Regions from separate parts of the Mus musculus genome. Here region 2 is linked to region 1. A link is a loop called in an ENCODE intact Hi-C map of the cell type or tissue named here. Cell type or tissue: left cerebral cortex. All regions are shown on one strand.

Evidence for each region. A loop is a pair of places that touch in the nucleus more often than their neighbours do. Peaks named below come from ENCODE experiments on the same cell type or tissue, not always from the same donor. Only the 100,000 strongest peaks of a DNase experiment are listed, where the experiment ranks them.
Region 2: it touches region 1 in a loop (2.6-fold over the local background); 1 of 42 quality-filtered maps calls a loop at or near these places.

The regions. Positions count from the first base shown.
Region 1 is chr15:74,178,789-74,181,288 of GRCm38, forward strand. No RefSeq gene overlaps it. Among named protein-coding and RNA genes, the nearest start is that of Gm32918, 24 kb to the right of the region's middle. In left cerebral cortex, a CTCF peak has its summit at 1,398 (motif pointing left); DNase peaks (open chromatin) are centred at 756, 994 and 1,374.
Region 2 is chr15:74,324,436-74,326,935 of GRCm38, forward strand. The region is part of intron 3 of Gm19859 (a long non-coding RNA gene); the gene reads right to left. Among named protein-coding and RNA genes, the nearest start is that of Gm32839, 40 kb to the left of the region's middle. In left cerebral cortex, no CTCF peak of the experiment used is centred here; DNase peaks (open chromatin) are centred at 1,267 and 2,273; H3K27ac peaks cover 694 bases.

The sequences.
Region 1 (2,500 bases):
AGCATCAGACACACATATATACATCAATCATAGGTGAAATTTAAGATCAGAGAAATTCAATAAAATGAAAGGTAATGGGAAAACACAAAGCACACAGTGGCGAAGCCACTATGTACCACCGTTAAAAGCAGGGACAAGGGTGTTTCCCATGGACGGCAGAAACAAAAGTCACAGTTCATTTGTCCACAGGAACAATGGGGCAGGGAGACAATGAGACCAGCCATCTTTAAATCTCAGCCCAGACATCTGTACCCAGACACAATGCCTTTAAAATCAAGGGTCAAATGAAAAATGTTTTCATAAACATGAGGACAGAGAATCCACTATCTGAATTCCCACACTGGAAGGAAAGATAAAATTCTTTCCACCAAAGGAGAAATGAGAGACACCGCTCAGAGAGCTAAGCGGTGGGCAAGCAGTGACTGACTGATTTTCCCCTTAAATTCTTGAAAAGCCAGTTGACAAATAGAAAGCAAAAAAAAAAAAAAAAAAAAAAAAAAAAAAAAAAAAAAAAAAAAAAAAAGGAAGTACAAAATAGAAAGGCATCTTTTGCAACTCAGAGGGAAGGAGAGGGAGAGGTTGCAAGCATTGACAGCCTGGGGCTATTTGTATGGCAAAATGAGATACACTCAACTTCTGGCCAGACACCAAATAACGACTTTAGAGAGGGCTTAAGCCTTGGCCTGACCCAGTCCCTGGCTCTGCTGCCAATGTTCAGGAAGGCATAAAGGAGAGGCGGGTGTAGAGAATGCTATCGGCACCATCCAGCCTGGAGGGAGGATATGAGTCGGAGGCGCCAGGCTTCCCTGCAGATAATGGCTGAGCGAGGAAAGAAATCAGAGAAGAGTTTACAGGGTGGAGAAAACTGAAAAGACATGTCAGATTTTCAAAAATCACGCAGGACTAAGCTGCAGTGTCCAGGAATTCACATTTAAATGATAAAACCAGGCCTGTAGATACATCAGGCATCAGGCTGATGCTTGCTTGCATGAGTGAAGGGAGCGGCTGGTGCAGGGCTCATTCCTGGATGAGCAAGCTCTCTTTCTCGAATCCATGTTTGCCGGAGAAAAATGTGTTAACCACACATTTGCTTTATGTGATTTTTTTTTCTGTATGCATTTTATTCTACAGTATGGTATTTTTAAAATAACCCGATACTTTTAAAGCATGAATAACAATTCAGTATGATTTTTTTGGTTTCTTGTCCGGTTGCTATAATTACCTTCTTTGTTGAGGGGGAGGGCTTGTTTATGCTCACGGTTCAAGACACTGTCCAGCATGGCAGGAAGATCCAGGCAGGTGCCTGAAGCAGCTTCTCAGAACGCAGCTACCGCTGCTGCAAATACTTTTTATTTACACAGTTCAGGAACCCAGCCACGGAACAGTGCCACCTACAGGGTGGGAATCTTCTTACCTCCATCACCATCCTTAAGACAATCCTCTGAGAGGCATGCCCAGAAGCCAGGCTCCCAGGTTTAAACTCCCTCAAGTTGACAACACTTACTACCACAGGGGTTCTGACACACACAGAATAAGAGGACTGTAACGGGACATGGTGAAGAAATAGACAGGGCTAGAGAAAGGATTGCCCTAAGGACCACAGCTTGACCCCTCAGATTCCTGCAGGCAACTTGTCACAAGAGCTTCCCCTCTCCACAATAAGACTTCAAACTTCAAGTTCTGAAGGGTCCAGAGGGCCTCACCTTGTCCTGGCATGGCGCTTCATGTTCTTTAGACTCATGGTGGCCTCGATTCACCAGACTTCAGAGAAGATGTGGAAGGGTCCACTGTGTCTATGTAACTCACCTGTGGGTCCCATAGCAAAGCTCAAGGATGTCTGTAGAAAACCAAGAAGTCTCCAGCATGCTATAAATTAAAAATCACTTTATTCTGAACGAAACACACACACACACACACACACACACACACACACACACACACACACACATGAAGGCATGACAGAGCTATTAGCAGCAACACACAAAGACATTGAATGGTGTGACTGTGTCTATACCAAGGCAGAGAAGAAAGACTGATCAGGCAGAGTCATGATACAGATGTGGAGGACCCAAAGCTGAAAATTCCCCAGCTGGAAACCACCATATCCATGAAAGCAGAAAAGAGCAGAGCAAACCACAAACAAATTTATTAGCAGGATGAATAGAAGCCAAAATGAACCATAGCATTAAATTAAGTATTATTGATAATTAACATTTATCTTCATTTTATTTAGTATGCTTATACATATGTGTGTGAGTCCATGTGTGTGCATGTGTATATGCACATACATGTATATGTGCACAATCTCATACATGTGCATGTACATGTGTGTGTGCGTGCGTGTGCGTGTGCGTGTGCGTGTGCGTGTGTGTGTGTGTGTGTGTGTGTGTGTACATGCCATGGTATATGCTGGGTGCTCAGAGGACAACTCTGCAATGTGAAGTCTCTCCTTCCACTATGATACCGGTTCTCAAGCTGTGGACCAAGACCCCTTTGAGGG
Region 2 (2,500 bases), 150 kb after region 1:
GGACGTCTGTTTGCAAAAGCCCTTCCTCCACCACTGACAAAGTGGGGCTGTGGCTTGGGTAGGCTACAGAGAAGATACTCATCTGGGCCTATAGTCCTGTCTGAAGTTGAGTAGTCATGTCTGGTGACAGTTTTAAGTCCCACGAGAAACACAGAGCCCCTAAGCATGTGTCTCCTCCGATCTGACTCTTATCATACCCAACCCCCAAGGACTACCTGTGGTTTTCACCCTGGCAACCTGACCTAACCCTGAGCTCTCCCAAGGTCCCCTCCCCAATCCCTCTGGGTGTCTAGCTTAGGTCTCCAGCCAGTGGGGACTATGTTTTCCACAGTGGGGCCTGTGCCTGGAAGTTCCTCACCAGCTGCTTCTTCCTAACTGTAACGTGGTGTCTACTTCCATATTGCCTTGATCTCCTGAGCCAGCACAACAGAAGTGGAAGATGCTCACAACAGAAATGAGCTCTGTCTGGAGGCAGGAGCCAGAGGTCAAGTTGTTAGAGGATCAGATGCCTGACCCAGGTCCCTTGGTGTTTATCCACTGTCCTATCTTCTGTATGCTGCCCAAAAAGGAGATTTGTGGCTCAGAGACAATCCTTGACGTTCCCTCTATCCCCAGATGACATGGCTCCCAACAGTGGTACCTGCCAACTGTGGAACCATTTCTGAGGCAAGGAAGGGAGCATACAAGGATCTGTCTCTCTAACTTGTACCTTCAGGAGGATGCCAGCTTGGTCTCCATCCCCCAGCCCCAGGGAGGTCTTGCCCCATTTCTGGAAAGGTAAGGATGCAGCAAGATGTGAATGGCTATCAACTGCAGGCAGCACTCCACAATCAGTCTATTGCCCAGGACAATCCCTGCAATGTTTCTGCTGTGAGCCATCATCTGTAAAGTGGTCAGCATAGCCTCTTCCCTGGGAGAAGGTGAAAAATGGAGGCCAGTGAAGACCCACATGGTACTTAGCCAACAGGCAAGGGTCAGGAGCAGAGCTTACCCCTCAGAACACTTATAAATCTCCACCTGCCCCGAAAATATCCATATCCCCACCGGGATGTACTGGGAGCATTTATGGAGTGCCAGCTGTATGCCAGAGTCCTCCCACACCTTTGGACTAGTCCTCCATGCAGCAGGGCAGCCCAGGGTTCTGTTCCAGGCACAGGCCTCATTACCCCGCCCCACCCCTTGCTGCTGTGTTCCATGTCTCTCTGGTTCGGATGCCTGCTCAGCTTAGAGCTGCTATTTCAGCTCACAACGTTTATAAAATTGCATCCGGAGCCTGGCACAGCAATGCAGAGCCAGCCTACTCCGAGTCCTCAGACAGCAGCTCCTGAATGCTAATTGAAAAGTGATTAATTACCTCCACAGGCTCCACTCTTGCGACTGCCACCCCTTGCTCTCCCGTTTCTCCCCAGTGGAGCTGAAGGCAGCCAGAGAGGTGTGTGCTGTGTGCTGTGTGTTCGAGCTAGGCTGTTTTCAGTCTCGTTGCTTTACAAGAGGATGAGCCCTGGGGCAGAAGCCCAGAAACCACTCAGGTCAAATCTTCCCTAATCTAGGCAAGTCCCTCCCAAACTCAGGACCAACACTCCATCCTGGGGAACTTCAGACTTTGATTCCTGAGTACTAATCTGAATCTCCATGACTGCCAATGCAGACTTGGAGGGTGGTCCCTGTGCAGACTTCTCATATCCATCTTGTCTGCCTGGCTCCTCCCAATGTTCTTCCTCCCTCCAACTCCTATGATTCCACTCTAGGGTCCCCTCCTGCCAGGACCCCATTCCATTGGTTCTAGGATACCTCTGCCACTGATAATGGGTTAACCTCTCTTTACTGTCTGGTGCTTCTGTACCCACAAACCTCACTTGCCACCCCTGAAAGAGCTATCAGAAGCCAGAACAGGTGCTTCACGGCCTGCGTGAGCCCTCAGGATCAAACTCAGAGTCTTCTCTGTCCCTGGTTTTGAACTCCTTATATCGCCAGGCAAGTGTTCCTGGGAAGACACCTAGACCACTGATCCTGAGCAAACCAGAGCTTTTGGTGTGGAGTGGGGATGACACACAGTGGGTGAAGCTTGCTGATCAAGACAGAGCTGGGGGACCCAGCAGCCAACTCAGCCTTAGCAGGGATCAGCACATTGATGGGAGAGCATTACCTGAAGAGGCCCCAAGAAGGATTTGGAAGGATCAGAGACAGAAAAGGGATGGGACAGGATCCGGAGGTTCTGGGTCAGGCCCCAATTCTTTGATTGGGTGTGCATTGACCAGACCAACGCGACACGCCTCAGGCTACTGTGGGAACCAGGAAGCAAGAGGTGGGTGTTGTCATGTCCCCACACTGGCGTGCCTCCCTGCCTTGCTGTGCTGTCATTTGAGGAAGGCCCTGCACGGGCCCCCTAGTCACCAGAATCTGAAATCTTGCCAGAAACACAACCTTTGAGGCAGTTTCCCCTCATTTAAATTCTTTCTTGACATTTGTATGACAGAGAACAGGAACAAAACAGCCAGGA